Linked DNA regions of Homo sapiens: region 2 is linked to region 1. Evidence: chromatin loops called from intact Hi-C (ENCODE). Cell type or tissue: A673. All regions are shown on one strand. Links, peaks and the distances in the headings refer to the core of each region. The heading gives the core; the rest is flanking DNA. Region 1 holds the start of MIR3973 (microRNA 3973). Region 2 overlaps LDLRAD3 (low density lipoprotein receptor class A domain containing 3).

The links. Peaks named below come from ENCODE experiments on the same cell type or tissue, not always from the same donor. Only the 100,000 strongest peaks of a DNase experiment are listed, where the experiment ranks them.
Region 2: a loop joins it to region 1, with 4 times the contacts of the local background. A loop is called at or near these places in 3 of 110 quality-filtered maps.

The regions. Positions count from the first base shown.
Region 1 is chr11:36,003,764-36,015,018 of GRCh38, reverse strand. All of the region lies in intron 1 of LDLRAD3 (low density lipoprotein receptor class A domain containing 3), which reads right to left. MIR3973 (microRNA 3973) reads right to left here and starts at 4,921; the gene lies at 4,815-4,921. In A673, for the core only: no CTCF peak of the experiment used is centred there; a DNase peak (open chromatin) is centred at 5,318; H3K4me3 peaks cover 623 bases.
Region 2 is chr11:36,057,133-36,068,387 of GRCh38, reverse strand. All of the region lies in intron 2 of LDLRAD3 (low density lipoprotein receptor class A domain containing 3), which reads right to left. LOC101928510 (a long non-coding RNA gene) reads left to right here. Exons shown (of 2, transcript NR_135064.1): 2 at 1,127-5,105. Among named protein-coding and RNA genes, the nearest start is that of MIR3973, 53 kb to the right of the region's middle. In A673, for the core only: no CTCF peak of the experiment used is centred there; no DNase peak of the experiment used is centred there.

The DNA.
Region 1 (11,255 bases), core at 2,005-10,004:
CAGCTCCAGTTACAATCCAACTCACTTTCCAAACTCTTCTGGGATTATTCTTGGTTATCAGGAATCCTAGGGGGTTCTTCACTGAACTTTTCCACATGGTTCGTCTGGGGGCTCCCCCCTTCTTTTGTTTAAACATTTTTTATTTGTCTTTGGCAAAAAATAAAATAAAAATAAATCATAAAGTTTATAGCAAGCTATACAGAGAGAAAAGCCATCCAGAATAATTTATGTTTGATGAGTCTACAGATTAGACAACTGAATGCTGATTTCTGCCTGCAGCCAAGGGAGATGTCTGAACCTGGCTTTCTTCCTCTTTTCTGCCGTAATAATTCTTTCAAAAAGGCACTGCCCTGTCATCACCACTGCCCAGATAGATGTTCAGGAAGGAGTCTGAACCCTGGGAGAGGAAGGCTGATTTCACCTCGCCAGCAAAGTTTCTGCCACCTCCCCATGGCAGGCGGGAAAGGAGGGAGCAGGTGTGATGGGCCACCCAGCCAAGGGGAGTTGTGACTTTAAGAGCACTCCAGGCGTTACCATCACTGCAGGTACCATGCACATCCCATACTGCACCCTTCCAGCCGCTTCCATTCCTTGGGCACAACAGAAGTTATCATTTCCCATAATGGTGTTACACAGCATTTTCATTAAAGCCTAGGCTGGTAATACCATTCCTTTGTATTTAGTACACAGCTCCATGCCGGTCATGCACCCCTCTCTCTGTCTATCTGTCTGTCTCTCTTTCTCAGATCAGCTTCTTGTGTTCCCACAAAACAGCTTCTGTTCAAACTTCTGCCCAGAGCAACTCCATCTCCAGACACCTCTCCAACCCCAGTAAAAATCCCAAACTTGTGTAAACACGCAAAGGTCTGCTCAAAGCTCAGCCTCCAAGAACAGGGAGGCGTGGAAGGAACACCTCAGCACACACTTGCCAGGCCCAAGAATCACAGGCCCACAGTTCAGCAACAGGACACACAACCAAAAACCACAGGAGGAAAGGTTTCAAAAGAAAGAACCAACTGAAGACTTTTTTACAAAGTATCTTTTTGAGGAAAAAAAAGGGGGTGTGCCTGCAAAGCCTGCCTTACCTTAGCTCTCCACCAATGTCTTCCTGATCCTAGCGGACAACACTTATCTATGGGGCAGCAGCAAAACTGGTGGATGGGAGGCAGAAAGATTTCAAGGCATCTGTAACAGCCACTGTCAATCACCCCAGCTAGAGAGAAGGAAAAAAACTCAGGCACACTCCCCTGGGGGTTTGCAAACTCCTGAGAAGAAAAGGAAACAGACTTTGTAAAACACCATCCAAAGAAATAGACATCACTCCTAAAGAAAATATGGCACATATATACCATGGAATACTATGCAGCCATAAAAAAGAATGAGTTCATGTCCTTTGCAGGGACATGGATCAAGCTGGAAGCCATCACTCTCGGCAAACTAACACAGGAACAGAAAACCAAACACCACATGTTCTCACTCATAAGTGGGAGTTGAACAATGAGAACACATGGACACAGGGAAGGGAATATCACACACAGGGGCCTGTAGGGGGGTGGGGGGCAAGGGGAGGGAGAGCATCAGGACAAATACCTAATGTATGCAGGGCTTAAAACCTAGACAATGGGTAGACAGGTGCAGCAAACCACCATGGCACATGTATACCTATGTAACAAACCTGCACATTCTGCACATGTATCTCGGAACTTAAAGTAAAAAAAAAGAAGAAGAAGAAACAGACATCATTCCTTCAAAGTCCCTTTGCATCAGCAAACTGCTGAGAGGCTAAGAAGCCCTGCTAATAAGCACACAATTTCAGAAAAAAATGTATTATTACCCAACTGCCCTTATGAATCAGGCATTATCCTCAGTACTGCTCAAAGGACAAGAGATAAGAACACTCAGCGATATTTGGAAAACAAAATATTTCTCAGGTTGCCTGTACAAATAAGGAACAGCATTTCTATCTCTAAATATACCAAATATAATACCTTTGGGCAAGCTGATTTATACAAAATGGACATTTTTTATATTTCAAAATTAACGGTAACTTTAGAAGTATAATGGAAATAGAATTGAAACTGCATAAATTTCCAACCTCTGCTCCCAAACATCTGACTTTTTTCTTTTCAACTTTTCCATCCAGCTTTTTTCCAGTTTTAAAATTCCCAGAAGTTCACATCTTGAAATACAATAGTCCTCCCTTTTCTGCAGTTTCGTTTTTTGCAGTTTCAGTTACCCTCAGTCAATGGACTTCTGAAAATATTAATGGAAAATTCCAAAAATAAACCATTCATAAGTTCTGAATTGTGGTCCAATTCTGAGCGGTGTGATGAAATCTCGTGTCGTCCTGCTCTGTCCTGCCCAGGATATGAATCTTCCCTTTGTCCAGCATACACACACTGTCTACACTATCTGCCTATTAGTCACTTAAGAACGGTCTCAGTTATCAGATCAACTGCCTCTGTCTTGCAATGTTTGTGTTTCAGTAACCAATTTTATTTAATAATGGCCCCAAAGCACAAGAAGAGTGATGCTGGTAATTCAGGTATGCCAAAGAGAAGCTGTAAAGTGCTTCCTTTAAGTGAAAAGGTGAAAGTTCTCGACTTAGTAAGGAAAGGAAAAAAAACTTATGCTGAGGTTGCTAAGATGTACAGTGAGAAAAAATTTTCTATCTGTGAAATTGTGAAGAAGGAAAAAGAATTTGTGCTAGTTTTGCTGTCACACCTCAAACTGCAAAAGTTATAGCCAGAGTGTGTGATAAGTGCTTAGTTAGGATGGAAAGGCATTAAATTTGTAGGTGGAACACATGGACAGAAATAGGTTTCAGTTGACAGCAATTTGGTACTATATTCGGTTTCAGGCATCCACTGGGGGTCTTGAAATGTACCCCCCGAAGATAAGGGGAGACTACTATAGAATATATTAATCAGAATTCCTAACCCCTAGAGACTTTAGAATATAGAAGAACAACAATCTAAACTGATTAAAATCAATAGTAAGAAATCACTTTCGAAGAAAATAGCAAACTTCTATGACCGTACCTGCCTTCTTCCCCACAGTCATGCAGTTAGACTATGAAGTCAAACAGTCATGATGCTGGTGACAGGCCGCCACTCAGACTTCCCTTAGACGTGATGCCTGCATTCGTGGAGCACCCACTATGTGTTAGAGCCTGCACTGGTGCTTTCTGTTTGTCATTTAATCCACACTGCATCGGGTAGCTACTTATACCCATTTTCCAGATGAGGAAATTGAGGTTCAAGATGACAAGCCAGGTAATGAGAACTAGCATGCAAATCAGGCTCTAACTGGCTCGCTAAATCTCTTTCCAACTGACCTCTGCTATGTCCCCAAAATAGCAGAATAGACCTGTTGATGAAGAATACATAAGTTACAATTGCTTATGGTTCTCTCTCCACCCTTTCAAAGGTTATAATATCAGTATTATTGAGGTAGCAGAACTTTTGATACACAAATCCCAAATTAATTATACATCTGAAGTGTTGAAGGACCACCCAAATCTAGACTACAGCAATGACCACTGTGTTCTCACTTCTAAAATTCCTAGCCAGTGACCTCCTCAACAATGACATTTTTCACTGATTGGGGCCATGGAACAAGATATTTATATTTAATAGATACCCGCTGCCTATCGCATGCTCTGTTTTGTAGTAAGCACTCATTCAACTAACTGATTCATTCATTTACCCAAAAAGAAAGCATTAGACACCTACTATACTCAAGGTTGCAGGGAATACAAGACTTGAGCACATCAAAAACCTACTATTGAGCAGGAGAGAAGAAGTGTGCACCTAAAGAGCTATAAAATTAAAATTATTTTATAATTATAAAAGTTGGAAGTCATAAATGCCACAGAAGAAAGTAAGAAATGGAATGTAAGAATTACTAAGAGGGGCTGGGTGCGGTGGCTCACGCCTGTAATTGCAGCACTTTGGGAGGCCAAGGCAGGCAGATCACCTGAGGTTAGGAGTTCGAGACCAGCCTGACCAACATGGAGAAACCCCACCTCTACTAAAAATACAAAATCAGCCAGGCTTGGTGGTGCATGCCTGCAATCCCAGCTACTCAGGAGGCTGAGGCAGGAGAATTGCTTGAATCTCGGAAGCAGAGGTTGCAGTGAGCCAAGATCGCACCATCACACTCCAGCCTAGGCAACAAGAGCGAAACTCCATTTCAAAAAAAAAAGAATTTCTAAGGAGGGGGAAATTTATTCCAGGGGAAGCATCATGGAATGCTGCATGGAATAATTTCCACCCAGGCTGCTTTGCAGGTTGGGTATGATGCAGACCTCTATTCCAAATGAAACGCTGAGCTAAATGGAGGCATGAAAGCAAATGGTCATGGAGAGGAGGATATAAGGGTGGGAAAAGCTTTAAGTGCCAGACTATAGAACTTGGACTTAACTTTATACACAAGGAGAAGCCAACATCATCCGTTTTTGAGCAAGGGAGTGACATGAGATGAGTAATGCTTCAGGTAGGTTAACCTGGCAGCCCTATGTAGAAAGAGATGGGAAAGAAAAGTAATAAGAAAATCCAATTTGGAAGCTATTGGAAATTTTTAGGCATCCATTTGGGAATCAAAGAGTTGGGTCTATCTTCACTAATTCCAAAATATATTCTTCTTCTAATAAGAAATATTATGAAGGGCTGGGCAAACTTAAAGTAAATAAATCTATTTAGTCTCTTGACTATTTGCTGAAGGCAGAGACAACTCAAGTCATCCATCTCTGGCTTTGGAAAACAGCAGATGGTATTTTTGGCAGCAGATCCACTGTCCTAGTTATATGTTTTGCTAAGGCTAATGCTGTACTTTGTTTGCATTTCTTCTGCCTGCACCATTGGAGCAAGGGGCAAGCAATCCTAAAATGTAACAAGCAATACAGAGAGCTACCCTGGGCTTCAAATTTTAACACTCAGATACTCCAGACACAAACACAATAAAGTAGGTTATACTCTTCAGTCCCTTATTCTGATAGTATTTTTTGAGGCCTGAGCACTTTGTCAATAATTCTGACCAGTTTCCTTCAAATCTTCAAAACCCCAAAGACAACAAGCAAGATAAAAGCAAGGAGTAGAATCCGATCATGAGTGGCTATGTATACAAAGCTGGAGAATTCCTGATACTGGTTACAGATTTCTGGAAAACTTCTTCGTAAGAAAAATAAAACAATCTTTTTGAAAACTGTGTTATTTGCAGACCTGCCTTTTTGATGTGCTCTTTTCCATAATATGAATAATGGAAAAAAAATGTTGCAGGAAATGAAGTGACTCATAGAATTTTCTGCATGGATTGAATTTCTGCAACTTTCGGTAAGCAAATCAGCAACAGAACGAATGGCATTTGCATTTCAGCAACACCCAATCCACTTATAAGGGTGCATGACAGTGATTATAGTGGAGGTGGGAAACCCATTCTTTCCTAAAGAGTCTAATTTTATCTTCCCAATTCCACTTTACATCTTTCAGCATAAACCTCTGGCTGGGTGGAAATCCATTTCTATTCGGATAGAAACTAATTTTTCAGGTATGTAAGTGAAAAATAATACAGGACTGTCTTCTCCAATGCTATTCTTAGCCTTTTGTAAATCCAGGTGACCAGGATAGACAACCAGATCCTGCAAAGGGAGTTCGTCAAAGCCCTGCCTATGATGACTGCTCCCAGAGCAGGGGGTCTAAACTATGGTTTGGAAGCATTTGATTTAATACTATTAAAAGGTCTGTCTCAGAGCAAAAAAGGGAGTTTCCTGGGAAGCACTGCCAAGATAAGGAAATTAACTCTTCAGGAAAGTTCCAGGAAGAGAAAGGTAGAAGTAGCCACAGATATGAGTTGGGGAAAGGATGGACATTTCAGCAGTATGAAATCCATTTCACTGGATACCAGGAAACCAGGATAAAAGTGAAGGTGTGTACTTACTTGGGCCTTGATCTCAGAGTGTTGGAGAAGAGAGAAAAAAATACAAAGGAGGGAGATATCTAGCCGTGTCTCCATGTGGAGACAAAGGAAGGTAAGAGAATGGTCAATTAAAGGGAATAAAAAGACGATATATATTATTTTCATAACCAAAGCTGTAGGAGACTGCTATAATCTCCACAGTTGTAATGCTGCTGTAAAAACATGTTTTTAAAAATAAGGCCTCAGTGGAAATCGAAATCCAAGCTGGAAAGCCTACAAGGAAAACAAGGCAGTACTTCTTCCCTGAACAGCACAGTTTCCTGTGAATACACAGTGAATAAGAGCGGATTCATTTCTTAAGAAGACAAAACAAAGACCTCAGTTCTCTTGAATATGCTTATTAATATTTAGCCAGTTAAACATGGGCCTTTCCCAGTTGCAACTTGCCAGCCCATAAATATTTACTAGGAATTGACACAGGCACATACAGAGACAGATAAAAAATATATATATTCATTCTTTCTCACCCCATAGGACTGGAACACCCAAAGAATTGCCTGTGTATCGACAAACCCAATCTTGCAATAGGAGCATTTAAAGTTACATTTCTTGACCCCAACAAACTCCTGGGAGAAAGGATCCCTCTCCCCAGATTCTAAATTCCTCCTTATATTTTCTCAAGCCTTGAAGAGGTCCCAACACCAAATAGGAATGCTACCGTCTTCCATGAACCCTGGAGTTGGGATGGAGGAGGCTTTCCTTGAGGTACAACTGCACTCTCATCAAAGCACAATCTGTATCTAATCCACATTTTCAGGCCTCAGGTGCACATTCAAATGGCTTTTTGAAAAAATATAGGATTTTACCCAATTTGTTTACCCATTCTGCCTGGTTTGCGTCCCCAAGTGTTCTTTACAAATGACAAATAATATGCCCTCCTCACATAAAAATGGCCCTAATGATAACTACCATTTATTGGGTATTCTCCATGTGCCGGAGCCTTTACAAGCATCTAATATTTATAACAACTTTAATCAAAAGACTCATTTGCTCCCTTCCACAAAGGAGAAGAGGCCACTCAGGTAGGCTGAACAGTCCACCAGAGGTCACGTGGAGTAAACTGAGTGTCTGGGATTTCTACAAGGGTTGGGTCTGCCTAAACTTTATTTCATCTTCACTCAATTCTTTTATCTGGCCACAAAAACATAGCCATGGAAAAATCCAACCATCTCACACCCGCTTCCCAGCACCTGAACTACAAGCTTACATTGCAGCCTGTCGGATTCTCCTGCCAGTTTCCCCTCAGAAAGAAAATTTACGAGGACTGTACTAAAATCACTGGTCTGCAGAGGCTGCAAAGTGACTTCTAGTTTTAAAAACTAACACGAGTCTCCCCCAGAGCTGATTATTAGGGCTGATGCAGCTCATAAAATGGACCATAAGACCATTTCTGTTCTAACAGTTTTGTGTTTTCCTTTTCCAGAGTGCTGGCTGAGGAGGACTGCTGAAGAAATGCCTTCCCAAGCCGCCGGTCCTTCCACACTCAGGCAAGCCTCAGGACTGCCTTCGCCTCTTCCCTCCCTCACCTTTATCAGATTCTCTCCAGTATGCACAAAGGAAACATGATTAACCAGCCTCCCTACCAGAGGGTGATCTCAGATGGGTCCCAGAAGCAGGTTCTAATTTACTTAAGTGATGAGTCTCTCCAGTTACTCAATCCTACAATACCGGCCAGTAGATATAATTGCAAAGCAGGTAGGCTAGACTCACCAACCTGCCAATTCAGTGCCAACAAACATTGCAAATTACAGGGTATAAATTTAGCAGGGTGGGTCTTGACACACATTCCTGCGAATTACACCTTCTCTCACTAGTAGAAAGTGCATTAATTACTTCGGGTGCATGTACGACTTCCACTTACTCGGAGCTTTCTGGAAAGCTATGAGCAACTCAGAGTAATCCATGAAGATTAAAGTATAAATAAATAATGACTGCTGGAGGAGGTGGGATTTTTCCAAAGCTCTTGGAATCAGAATTGTTAACTTTCTCCCCCACAGACTGAGAGAGTCACTGAGGCCCACTGTGTGGGGCTGGGGACAGAGTAACCCAGGTCAAGGCACAAATATGGGACCAGTAGGGCTGAACCTTGAGCAGGATGGTGGCAATGGAGCAGCCATTTCCTCCCTCTTGGGCTAAAAGTGCGACTTCCCCTGCAGGAAGGGGAATAGTCGACATCTGGAGCAAGGCAGATGCAGCCAGAAGTAAGGTCTGAATCCACGGGCTTGAGCCCATAAGGCAATTTCACCCTGTGTGATAACAGTGGAGCACTATTTATGCACCAGGCACTGAGCTAAATATCTACATCCTGCATTGTCATGGGATTGTTCACCACCACCATGTGATGGAGGAAGGAACCAGTGCTAAGTTTACAGAGGAGAAAACTAAGGCTCAGAGAGTTCAAAAACTTGCCCAAGGAAACATAATCAGACAGTCATGGAACCCAGGTCTGTATGACTCTAAAACCCACACTCTTAAACACTAGGAACTGCAGCAGCTATGGAGAGGCAGCGAGCCCAAGGTGCCCAGTCTGGGATTCGGGGAGGGTGAACCACCATCACACATCCATTCAGTAACTCCTACTTCGTATATGCCTGGCACACAGCTCAGCGCTTTCACTAAACCTGTTCCATTTAATTCTCAGAACAACTCTGGGAGGCATCTCATCCCCTTGACTGCACCCTTAAGGAAACCAAGGCTGGGAAAAGTCAAGAGCATCCAGCTAATGAGTAGAAAAGCCAACATTTTAATTCATCCATATGCTTCCTAAAGTCATGGCTTTTCCCCTAATCTGTGAATTAATTGTAACTCTGGTAACTATGGCGCCCACATAATTTAGGGAGAAAAGAAGGATTAAACAGAATCAAACTGCTGGGGCTAGAGGAAAACACTCAATGATGCTACCCACCATTGAGGTCTCTGAGCCCATATTTCCTGTGGGATGAGGAACGACTGGGCATCTATAGTGGGCAAGGGCGCAGTTTTTGTTTAAGTTGCTCAACATCTTAGATATGGTTTGGATTTGTGTCTCTGTCCAAATCTCATGTCGAATTGGAGGAGGGGCCTAGTAGGAGGTGACTGAATCATGGGGATGGATTTCCCCCTTGCTGCTCTCGTGATAGCAAGTTCTCATGAGATCTGATGCTTTAAACATGTGTGGCACTTCCCCCTTCGCGCTCTCTCTCTCCTGCCACCATGTGAAGAAGGTCCTTGCTTTCCCTTCACCTTCTGCCATGATTTTAAGTTGCCTGAGGCCTCCTAGTCATGCTTCTTGTTAAGCTTGCAGAATTGAGAGTAAATTAGCCCTTTTTTCTTCAGAAATTACCCAGTCTAAGGCAGTTCTTTATAGGAGTGTGAAAATGAACTAATACAGAAAATGGGTACCAGGAGTGGGGCACTGCTGTAAAGATACCAGAACATGTGAAAGTGACTTTCGAACTGGGTAATGGGCAGAGGTTGGAATAGTTTGGAGAGCTCAGAAGAAGGCAGGAAGATGTGGGAAAGTTTGGAACTTCCTAGAGACTTGTTGAATGTTCTTGACCAAAATGCTGATCGTGACATGGACAATGAAGTCCGGGCTGAGGTGGTCTCAGATGGAGATGAGGAACTTATCGGGAACGGGAGTAAAGGTCACTCTTGCTATGCTTTAGCAAAGAGACTGGTGGCATTCTGCCCCTGCCCTAGAGATCTGTGGAACTTTGAACTTGACAGAGATGATTTAGGGTATCTCACAGAAGAAATTTCTAAGCAGCAAAGCATTCATGACCTGGCTGTTTCTAAAAGTGTATGCTCATATGCATGAACAAAGAGATTATCTGAAATTGGAACTTATATTTAAAAGGGAAGCAGAGCATAAAAGTTTGGAAAATGTGCAGCCCGGCCATGTGGTAGAAAAGAAAACCCTATTTTCTGGAAAGAAATTCAACCCTGCTGCAGAAGTTTGCATAAGTAAAATGGAGCTGAATGTCAATAGCCAAGACAACAGGAGAAATGTCTCCAGGGCATTTCAGAGAACTTCACAGCAGCCCCTCCCATCACAGGCCAGGAGGGAAAAATGGTTTTGTGAGCAGGGCCCAGGACCCAGTTGCTCTCTGCAGCCTTGGGACATGGTGCCCTGTGTCCTAGCCACTCCAGCTCCAGCTAAAAGGGGCCAAGGTACAGCTCAAGCTGTGGTGTCAGAGGGTGCAAGCCTCAAGCCTTGCCAACTTTCACATGGTGTTGGACCTGTGGGTGCACAGAAGGCAAGAGTTGAGGTTTGGGAACCTCTCTCTAGATTTCAGAGGATGTATGGAAACTCCTGGATGTCCAGGCAGAAGTCTGCTGCAGGGGCAGAGCCCTCATGCAGAACCTCTACTAGGGCAATGTAGACGGGAAATGTGGGGTTGGAGCCCCTATACGCAGTAACCACTGGGGCACTGCCTAGTAGAGCTGTGAGAAGGGGGTCACCATTATTCAGACCCCAGAATGTAGATCCACTGATTGCTTGCACTATGCACCTGGAAAAGCCACAGGCACTCAATGCCAGCCTGTGAAAGCTGCCATGGGGGCTGTACCCTGCAGACTCACAGAAGCAGAGATGCCCAAGGCCTTGAGAGCCCACCTTTTGCATCGGTGTGCCCTGGATGTGAGACATGGAGTCAAAGGGGATCATTTTGGAGCTTTAAGATTTAATGACTGCCCTGCTGGGTTTCAGACTTGTGTGGGGACTACAGCCCCATTTTTTCAGCCAATTTCCCCCACTTGAAACAAAAGCATTCACCCTATACCTGTATCCCCATTGTATCTTGGAAGTAATTAACTTGATTTTGATTTTACAGGCTCATAGGCAGAAGGGATTTACTTTGTCTCAGATAAGACTTTGAACTGTGAACTTCTGAGTTAATGCTGAAATAAGACTAGGGGACTGTTGAGAAGAGATAATTGTATTTTGCAATGTGAAAAGGACATGATATTTGGGAGGGGTCACGGGTGCAATAATTTGGTTTGGATGTGTGCCCCCACCCAAGTCTCATGTCATATTGGAGGAGAGGCCTGGTGGGAAGTGACTGGATCATGGGGCAGATTTCCCCTTTGCTGTTTTTGTGACAGTGAGTTCTCATGAGATCTGATGGTTTAAAAGTGTGTGGCACTTCCCCCTTCACTCTCTCTCTCTCCCTCCTGCCACCATGTGAATAAGGTGCTTGCTTCCCCTTCGCCTTCCACCATGATTGTAAGCTTCCTGAGGCCTCCCAGCCATGCTTTCTGTTAAACCTATGGAACTGTGAGTCAACTAAACCTCTTTT
Region 2 (11,255 bases), core at 1,562-9,561, 54 kb before region 1:
TGAAAATAAAATGAGATTTTGCATGTAGAGAATACAGCAAAATGCTTGCTATCTGGTAGAGATTCAGTAATGCCCTCCCTTCCCTAACATAGTTCATGGTTCTACAAATTGCTTTACACATAGACGGCTAGTCCTGAGAAAAATGAGGTGGAAATCAATGTAATGTTTAGACAGTCTAAGGCTTTGCTCTTTCAGTTATTCATTCCACCAACATTAATTCTCAAACTCACTTTATGCCACACACAGAACCAAGTGTGGGGGCTGCAAGAATGATTCCTGCTAGCAAGAGGCCCTTAGCTAAAAAAAACACCTGGCCAAGAGAAAGAGAACGAAAAAGAGACAATAAGCAGATGATTGCAATGAGATGTGGTAAGCACAACAGAAGCTGTATCAACATTTGCCTTTCAACAGTTAATTATGGCTAGCTGTGGTGGCTCTCACATGTAATCTCAGCACTTTGGGAGGCCAAGACGAGTGGATTGCTTGAACTCAGAGTTCAAGACCAGCCTGAGCAACATGGTGAAACCTTATCTCTACAAAAAAAATACAAAAAAAAATTTAGCCAGGCACACGCCTGTAGTCCTAGCTATTCTGGAGGCTGGGGTGGGAGGATCGCTTCAGCCCAGGAGGCAGAGGCTGCAGTGAGCTGAGATTACACCAATGCACTCTAGCGTGGGTGACAGAGCAAGATCCTGTCTCAAAAAAAAGTTAATTACAGCAGTTAAGCAGTTAGATGTCAGCCTGCCTGGGTTTAAATGTTGTGTCTACCACTTATTGGCCATATGATTTATGGTAAGTTGGTTACCCACTCTGTGCCTCAATTTCCTTATCAGGAAATAGAGAGATGAACACTACCAACCTTGCTCAGTTGTTGAGGGGATTAAATAAGACAATGTAATAATTACTTGGCACTTTTTCTGGAACAAAGTATTAGCTATGATAGTTAATACTATATTTGCTATCGTTTTATACATTACATCTTATTATTTGATATTACACTATAAAATATAGTATTATAAAATATAAAATGTAGTGTTATGTAGTATTGAGTGTTACAGATTATCCAGCATTATTATACAGTATTAGCTATTATTACTATTCCCATTTATTATTATTATCATTTCAGACACTTTCTGCCCAGCAGTGGATGCTTAATTAATACGTGGGGAATGGCCAGAATGCAAAAGGAACTCAGAAAGAGTGGGACCCACTCAGCCTGGGGAAGCCAAGGAGTACTTCATAAACCTGTGCTATTTTAGTTGGGTATGAAAGATTATTAGGAGTGTGTTAGTGAAAAAAAAGAGGGAAGGACACTCCAGACAAGAGGAATGGCATGAACTGAAGCTCAGAGTTGAAACAGGTTATGGCTTGTACAGAAATCTGGGAGAAGTTAGGACACCTGGGACATGGGCTATGCGGCAGGAGATGCGTCTGGGAGCGAGGCAGACAGGAGTCTGGAATTATCCTGGAAGCCAACAGACATCTTTCTAAAGGAAAGTGATGAGTCAGATTTGTTTTTTCTGAAGAAACTTTTTATATGAACTCACAAAGATATCATGAGGCTATTGAAAGTCAAGGAAATCTCCTCATCCCCCCAACAGCCCTGAGGGAGCAGAAGAGAGACAAGCCCATAATATTCTTCGTACTTTTAGAAAGAAAGACACTATAAACCATAACAGAATTCAAAGTGGCTATCATCGACCTTTAAAGTACTTTTATTACGAAGAATGACGAGGAAAAAAAAGGCAAAATTTCCACCAAGCAAGTTTGGGATTAGGAAATTATAATGTAAAGGGGTTTTTAAAGGTTATTTATTTTGGCTATTTGTAATGCACACACATATGTGGATAAAGAGGTTTTTGTGTGCATATACATTGGAATGAAAATTCTAGAGAATTTATAAGCAGGAAACTAAGATATTCCCAACCGCTGCTTCTACAGACAAATCTTGAGGGGTGAGGAAAGATCTAAAAAGATAATAAATAAATGTGGGTTAGGTAACTGAGCCTCTGGAGGCTTTTCACTACTTGGTGGAAAAACTTCCTGACAGTGGATCCAAGTCCCTGGGATTAAGACCAGATGTGAGCACAGAGATTCAGGGAGAACAGAATAGTTTCCACCTAAAAAAAGAGTCTTTCAGTAAAGGTATCATCCAACTGCATGAAAGGTGATATCTAAGGGATGACTCCTAACAAGCAGTAGAAAAAAGTAAGAAAAAAAAAAAAAAGAAAATGAGTGAAGAGTGTAAGAATCACAGACAGTTTTCAAGTCTGAATGAACTCAGAGAGGACTCCATTCTAGACCCTTTTCCATCTCACTTAGGCAAGGAGGGTTATCTTTGCCAAAAGAAGAAGGGTTTACTTTTCAGAGCCTCCACCCTCTCCCATCCCCTTGGCTCCTAGCAAACCTTGAGGTTTTCCTTCTTCAAACATCCTCGCTTCCGTGGCATATTCTTTGCCTTCGGACTCCAAAGAGGAAGCTCATTTCTGATGAGCTCTCTAGAGGCATCTCTGAAAGGTTTTCTTGGCCCTCCCCACATGATCCACATAAACAGCAGAACCCTAAAACTCAGGTTTTGTCTCAAAACACCTGCAAAGGGCAGATATAAAGGCCTACAATGTGAAGATAAGCCACTGTAACACCCACGGGAACTGAAGACTTCCATTCAGATACATCAGAGGTGAGTGTGTCAACAGGGCAGAGAGGGAGGGAGGCTCCTTCAGGCTGTTCCCACAGCCTGCACAAGAAAACATTCTCTGTGTCATGATGTAACTTGAAAACAACTCTTTAGGGAAAATAGTACGTTAGTGCACCACAAGTCTTGCTCTAGGAAAGGTTTCACCAAGGCATCCTGAAATTTCTATAATGCCTTCTACATCAGTCACAGGAATCAGAAAATCCCATGGCTATCATCTCTTGGTAGCTATGAGCTAACTTTAACAACAAAATACTGATCCTCAGCTTCTAACTTATCCAAAAAAGCAGTGCCTTCAATCCTGGCTGCATATTAGAATAGCCTGGGAGGCTTAAAAAAATATTTGAAATCAGGAGAGTATAAGTGGCTATACTAATATCAGACAAAATCGAATTTAAGACAAAAAAAAGTTCAGTTCCTAGAGTCAAAGTAGAACTTTTATGATAAAATAGCCAATGTCTTCTATCAGGAAGACATAATTACATGTACTTAAAAACAGAGCCCCAAGATTCTTGAAGCAAAAACTGACAGAATTAAAGGAAGAAATAGTCAGTTAAACAATGATAGTTAGAAACTTCAGTACTCCATCTTCAATAATGGATAGAATAACTAGGCTGAAGATCAACAAGAAAACAGAAGGCATGAACACCACCACAAAGTGGACCTAATAGAAGTCTACAGGACATGCTACCCAACAACCACAGAACACATTCTTCCCAAGCATACATGAAACATTCTCCAGGACAGACCAAATGTTAGGACATAAAACAAACCTCAATACAGTTAAAAGGAATGCAATCATATAACATATGTTCTCCAACCAAAATGGAATGAAATTAGAAATCAACAACAGAAGGAAATTTGTGAAACTCACAAGTATGTGGAAATTAACACACTCCTAAATAACCAATGGGTCGGAAGATCAAAAATAAAATTAAAAAATAATTTGAGATGAATGAAAACAAAAGCACAATATACCAAAACAAGGCTGAGAGTGAAAGTTATAGCTGTAAATGCCTACATTAGAAAACAAGAACGATTTCAAACTCATACACAAAAAAACTATTAGAACTAGCCAAGAGTGGTAGCTCATGCCTGTAATCCCAGCACTTTGGGAGGCTAAGAAGGGCAGATCACTTGAGCCCAGGAGCTGGAGACCAGCCTGGGCAACATGGCAAAACCCCATCTCTACAAAAAAAAAAAAAAAAAAAAATTAATTAGCCAGGTGTGGTGGCCTGCACCTGTAGTCCAGCTATTTGGGAGGCTGAGGCAGGAGTATCACTTGAGCCTGGGAGGTCAAGGCTGCAGTGAGCTGTGATCACACCACTGCACTCCTGCACTCTAGCCTGGGCAACAGAGTGAGATCCTGTCTCAAAAATTTTTTAAAAAAAACTATTAGAACTAACGAACAAGTTTAGCAAGGTTGCAGGAGACAAGGTGGATACACCAAAATCAATTGTATTTGTATACACTAGCAATCAGCAATCCAAAAATGAAATTATGAAAACAATTCCATTTCCAATAGTATCAAAAATAATAAAATACTTAGGAATAATTTTAACAAAAGAAGTGTAAGACTTGTACACTGAAAACTACAACACATCACTGAAATAAAGAAGACCTAAGTAAACAGAAAGCCAAACCATGTTCAAAAATTGAAAGACTTAAAATTGGGTAAGATGGCAATACTCCCCAAATTGATCCACAGAGTCTATGGAACCCTTATACTAAAATCTCAGCTAGCTTCTTGGCAGAATGGACAAGCTGATCATAAATTCATATGGAGATTCAAGGGACTCTGAATAGCCAAAACCATATTGAAAAAGAAGAACAAAATTAGAGGACTAACAGTTCTCAATTTAAAAATGTACTACACAAAGCTAGAGTAATTAAGACACTGTGGTTATTGGCATAAGGGTACACATATGGATCAATAAAATAAAATTGAGTGTCTAGAAACAAACCTTTACTTTTCTAGTCAATTGATTTTTGACAAGAGTGCCAAGAAAATTCACTGGATAGTCTTTTCAACAAATGGCTGAAACAACTGGAAATTCACATATAAAAGAACGAAACTGGACTCCTATATTCCATATAATGGAATGAAGTACTGATACATGATACAACACAGATGAACCTTGAAAACATTATTCTAAGTCAAAGAAGCTAGACACAAAAGGCCACATACTGTATGATTCCATTATATGAAATGTCCAGAATAGGCAAATCTGTAGAGACAAAAAGTGGATTAGTGGTTCCCAGGGACTAAGAGAGGGAAGAATGGGGAATGACTGCTAATGGGTACATGGTTTCTTCCTGGGGTGATTAAAATGTTCTAAAATTAGATAGTCGCAATAAATTGCACAGCTCTCTGAACATAACCAAATAAAGAACAAAACTTTCTGGTAAATCCTGAGATCTAAGAAGACTGGTGACATCAGAAATGAAAGAGTTGCTTTTTTCCAGGAAAGTCCTAATTAGCCAATTCCTCCCCAGGCAAAGTTAGGCAATACTGGGGGATGTAGTGGGGTGGGTGTGGATAACCCTTCTGGTCTTAAGTTTGAAGTTTACATTTGTTTTATTTCAGTTCCTTCCTCAGGGAAGGACTTTCAGGCCTCTCAAAAAAGTATCAAAGAGCTGAAACTCACCAGATCACCACATCCAGACAATGAAATGCAGAGACTCTCTATTCATCATAATCGTTTCCTTGCCCTTTCCCAGTTCCTGTTTTCTTACACATTGTTACATTTCTTCCCTGCTATACAAAGCTAGTTTTAGTGGGTCAACGTATTAGTCCCTTCTAATAAAGATACACCTAAAGACATACCCAAGACTGGGTAATTTATAAAGGAAAGAGGTTTAATTGACTCACAGTTCAGCATGGCTGGGGAGGCCTCAGGAAACTTACAATCGTGGTGGAAGGGTAAGCAAACACGTGCTTCTTCACATGGCGGCAGCGAGAAGTGCCAAGCAAATGGGGGAAAAGCCCCTTATAAAACCATCAGATTTCATGAGAACTCACTCACTGTCATGAGAACAGCATGAAGGTAACCACCCCCATGATTAAATTACTTCCCACCAGGTCCCTCCCATGACGTGGGGATTATGGGAACTACAATTCAAGATGAGATTTGGGTGGGGACACAGCCAAACCATGTCAGTCAGGGAGATGGATTTGAGACTGACTGAGCTCCCATCTCCTAAGCTGCAGCACCTAATTAAAGGCTTCTTCCTTGGCAATAATCGTCGTGTCAGTGATTGGCTTTCTGTGTGTCGAGTAACAGGACCTAGACCGAACCCCTGGTGTTTCAGTAACAAAAAGAAAGACTTACCTGGCCCCAAAATGTCAATACTTTTGAGGTTGAAGAACCAACCCTGTACTAGGGAAAGGTCAATACTCTTGGATTTTTTGCCTTTTCAGATTTACAGAAACTTTATATTCTATATCATATGGGCTATAGCCCATATTAATGGTTAAGACTATAAAGTTATTTTTATCATAGAAATCAAACAGACATGGATTCAAATCCTGGATCTACACCTTACCAGAACCGTGACCTTGGACAAGTTACCTAACTGCCCTGGGCTTTTCCTCTCTCATCTGTAAAATGGGAGATGAAACTGACCTTACAGAGTAGCTGGGAGGATTAAATGAGAAGATGCCTGTCTAAGGCTAAGAGTTTTTATTACTATAACTACTGTTTTTTTTTTTTTAAGTTCCCAAAGTGGCTTGGTATCAGAAAATGGGTGACTGGGTCACCTAAAAATAGGGCTATTTTATCCAGTAACAATTAATATGCAAACTGGCAATTTTATGAGCTAATAAGCAATTGAAACATACAGTTGATATTCCTCACTACTACATTATAATCTAGCTAAAGAGAGACTTACCAAAGACCCAGTTGCCATAGTAATAAAAGTTTCTGTGGGTCTTACTGATAAATGCTTTCCATTTTCCAGGCTGAGCTTTATGCACAAGCCCCCTGTGGTCGAGTCTTTTCTACTTACTAAACCTATTATCTTTCTGCTGCTCAAAAACCAATTTATTATAGTGAAAAGAGCCGCCCAAAACAGGGCATGATGACAGCCTATCATTTATTGTGGGTTTTTGTAATGGAGCTCCCCAGTTAGTAGTATCAATTAGCAGCTCAATAAGACATGCAGCTGCTGCTTAGCAGCTCAGTAAGACATATTAAACCACCTTCTATCACCTCCACTATGCCAGGTACCAGCACAAGATTGCTTCATGCTTGGCCAGGCACAGTGGCTCACACCTGTAATCCCAGCGCTTTGGGAGGCCAAGGCAGGCAGATCACTTGAGGTCAGAAGTTCGAGACCAGCCTGACCAACATGGTGAAACCCCGTCTCTACTAAAAAAATACAAAAATTAGCCAGACGTAGTGCCACGTGCCTGCAGTCCCAGCTACTCAGGAGGCTGAGGCAGAAGAATCACTGGAACTCAGCAGGCGGAGGTTGCAGTGAGCCGAGATTGCACCACTGCATCACAGCCTGGGCAACAGAGCGAGACTCTGTCTCAGGGGAAAAAAAAAGATTTCCTCATCTTTACCGTAAATGAGGAAGAGGAAGAAGACACTCTTACTAAATGTTTATTGTGTGTTCTGGGCTTTCGTGGACTTTACCCCACTTAGGCTCCACCAAAAAACTGTGAGGCAGGAATGATTACCAACACTGCACAGAAGACAGGAAGCATCACAGTGGTTAGGTAACCTGTCCAGGGACACACTTTTATATACATATTTATCTGTTATAAATTCATATTTTCATAAATTGAGTTGGCTGAGATAAATAAATAGTTTAAAATGTGGAAAATGGGATGTTATAAGGAAAAGCAGAAAAGAAAGGTAATAGACAAAAGCATTCCACAAACTATTATATGATTACTAGTATCAGGGCTCAAATTTTAGTTGAGTTTCCTTGTGACCAAAACAACAAAGGAAGCATGATCAATAGTGAGGATGGAGAGAAGTATCCAGAACATTAGAAGTGAACTCTTTATAAGACAAGAGATTTTTGGTGCTCCCACACCATAACCCCATCACACAAGCAAGTAAATCATAAAATGTGAGTCAGTTACAAAATTTGAACCCAGATCAGACTGAATCCCAATCCTACAAAGGCTACCCTAAGGAAGGATGAGTGTGAATTCATCATTCAAATTCCACATTCATTTCCTCAACAAGCACTGTGGTGGGGTGATTAAGAGCAACAACTCTGGAGTTGGACCACTTAAGTTAAACCCCAGCTCTGCAACTTTCTAGCTACATGGCTACATGATCTTTGATTGTGAGTTATATAACTTTTTTTTTTTTTTTTTTTTTGAGACAGAGTCTTGCTCTGTCGCCCAGGCTGGAGTGCAGTGGCGCAATCTCAGCTCACTGCAAGCTCCGCCTCCCGGGTTCACGCCATTCTCCTGTCTCAGCCTCCCGAGTAGCTGGGATTACAGGTGCCCACCACCATGCCCAGCTAGTTTTTTGTATTTTTAGTAGAGATGGAATGTCACAGTGTTACCCAGGATGGTCTCAATCACCTGACCTCGTGATCCACCTGCCTTGGCCTCCCAAAGTGCTGGGATTACAGGCATGAGCCACCTCACCCAGCTGAGTTATATAACTTCTGATGCCTCCATTTCCTTATCTGTAAAATGAAGATGCCAATCATGATACCCATCTCGCAAAACTACTTTGGAGATTAAATGTAAAGCACTTAGACTTTTTAGTCTCCATTACATAAGTGTAAACTATTACTATCCCTCCTATTCCCATCACTGTCTATTGATAACTGGCTATGTGCTAGGCATTGTGCTAAGCATGGGTGGATAGAGCCTTTCACAAGGCAGGGGAGGTCTCACTCTCAATGGTGCTCTAGTCAGGGGAGGATGAAAAAGAAAAAACAAAAAACAAATCAGGCAGTGCTAAGTGCTAGGTGGTGATGTACGGAGATGTGATAGTCGGCAACCGTACAAGTAGTTTGGGTGTTGAGGAAAGGAATATCTAAGGCAGAAGCAGTTCCAGAGAGGTTTAGAAGACAAGAAGTCAGCCAACCAAGGGTAAGAGGGGACAGCAGCCAGGCAGAGGCAACATCTCAAGAACATACCTAAAGCCTGGGAAGAACTTGAAACAGAAAGAAGGGTTGTGGAGTGGGGCTGAAGCAGAGTGCCCAGGGATGGCAGGGGAGGGTACAATGAATCAGAGAGGTCAGCAGGAGCCAGGTCAGGTAGGGCTTCTTCAGCCTGGCTAAGGAGTTTGAGTTCAGAATTCTAGCTGTGATGAGAAGTCATTACAGGGGAGTGACCTTATCTTTTTTTTTTTTTTTTCTGAGACAGGGTTTCACTCTGTTGCTCAAGTTTGTGTGCAGTGGTACAATCATGGCTCACTGCTGCCTCAACCTCTCATGCTCAAGTGTGCCCCAGCCTCCTGAGTAGCTGGAACTACAGGCATGAATTACTGACCAGCTAATTTTCTCATTTTCTGTAGAGACAATGTCTCACTATGTTTCCCAGGCTGGTCTTGAATTCCTCGGCTCAAGTGGTCCTCTTACCTTAGCCTCCCAAAATGCTGGGATTACAAGTGTGAGCCACTGTACCTGGCCTGATTTATCCTTTATAAAAGACCACTCAGCTGCCCTGTGAGAAATGCTCTGAGAGCACAGAGGGAGGCACAGAGGGAGGTAAAGGAAGCAGGAAGACCAGTCCAGGGAGTGACAACAGTGCCTTACACTAGCACAGGAGTGGGGAAGACAGAGAGCTGTGAATGAACTCAGTATCCTCTAAATCAGGGTTCCTCAACCTCAGCACTCTTCACACTAAAGCTGGATAATTCTTTGTTGAGGTGACTGTCCTATACATTGTAAGGTGTTTCACATCTTTCCTAGCCTCTATCCATATACACCAGCTGCAACCCCAATTGTGACCATCAAAAATGTCTCTATACATTGCCAAATGACTATGAGGGTTAAAATCACCTCTGACTGAGACCCACTGCTTTAGAAGTAGAGTTGACTGGGCTTGCTAATGGATTAGAATAGGGAGAGTGGGCAATTACTAAAACAGAGGACTCAAGAAGGATTTCTAAGTTTTTGTATGTAACAAGGTAAGATCATCTCAGACATTCAGAGGGCTCTCCCTCTATACCAGTGGACTGGGTTTTGATTTGCAGTGCCACTAAATCATTCATTCATTCAAACAGTCCACAATGAGTGTCAGCCAAACCCGATGCCAGGGATGCAAGCATAACTTAAAGAGCTCGCAATCTGACAGAGACGCAGACCTATAAGCAAATGGAGTTGATAAAGTAGGTCATATGCTTCAGAAAAACCCCCAAGACTGACCAGAAGCGTGAAGGAAGACGTGGCTCTTTGCTTCTGGGGGAAGTGGTGTGAGTGCTCCAGTGAGATTCCAGTGTTGTGCCTGGAAGACAGAGGCACAGAGGGAAATGGCATGTGCCACAGCACCAGGGTGTGAGACAGAGCTGGCGGGCGGAGAGCAGGAGGGAAGGAGCTGCTGCTGAAGAGACAGGAGGGACCAGCCAGGAGGGCTCTCTAAGACACACTTGATTTCATGTGCAATCTGGGAGCCACTGGAGGGTTGTTGTTATTATTCCTACTACTTATTACTAATGATTAAAGGAAAATCAAAGAGACATCTCCTGAGTGCTCAGAGGGCATCAACCCCAGTGCTGGGCGCTCCACTGAGATGAGGTACTTCATCCCTCCTCCAGATGAGAAAACTGCAACCTAAAGAACTCAGTGACTTGCACAAGATTTCTTGGCTGACAAGTGGCAGAGCCAGGATGTGAACCCAGACCAGCTGGCTCCAGAGTCCACGTTAAGCAAGGAAATGGTGACGCAAATGTGTGGTTTCGGACAATCATTCAGGAAATAAAAATATCTGAGGATCACTAGTTTATGGAAATAAATGAGCAAGGGAAAATGTATTAGATGGAAAGGTCAGAATTCATTTCCAGGCAACTGACGATCCAGGGAGGAAGACCAAGAAGGTAGAAGGGCAGCCAAGAGATAGTGGGCAGAATCTCAGCAAACAAAGGAGAGAAGACGAAGAGGCAGTCTGCAGTGTCCAGTACCGCTTCAAGGCCAAGTAATAGCGTATTTCAACATTTGCTGGATCTGACAACTAAGAGATTCTTGGAGCAAAACATTACTGTGGAGGATGCAAAAGCCAGGTGCAGAGGGCCAAGGAGTCACACACTGGCTACAACAAAGGAGAAGGAACAAGAGCCAGTGGGACACTAGCTTGAGGAAGAGTTTGGGGCCAAGGGACAGACGAAAGATGAGGAGGTAAAGAAGTAATTACTGCGAGGAATTCACAAACTTGAGTGTAGATTAGGCTCCCCCGGCGAAACAGGATACAAGTGGGCTTCTGGCCCCATCCCAAACCCAATAATCAATGTTTCCCAAGTTGGCCTCAATCCACCAGGGACCCTGACGATCACAGGAACCACTGAGTGAGGCGGCGTTTCTCATAGTGTGGTTCCTGGGACACTGGCAGTTTCCTGAGTCTATCCTAGGCCTCCTGATTGAGAAT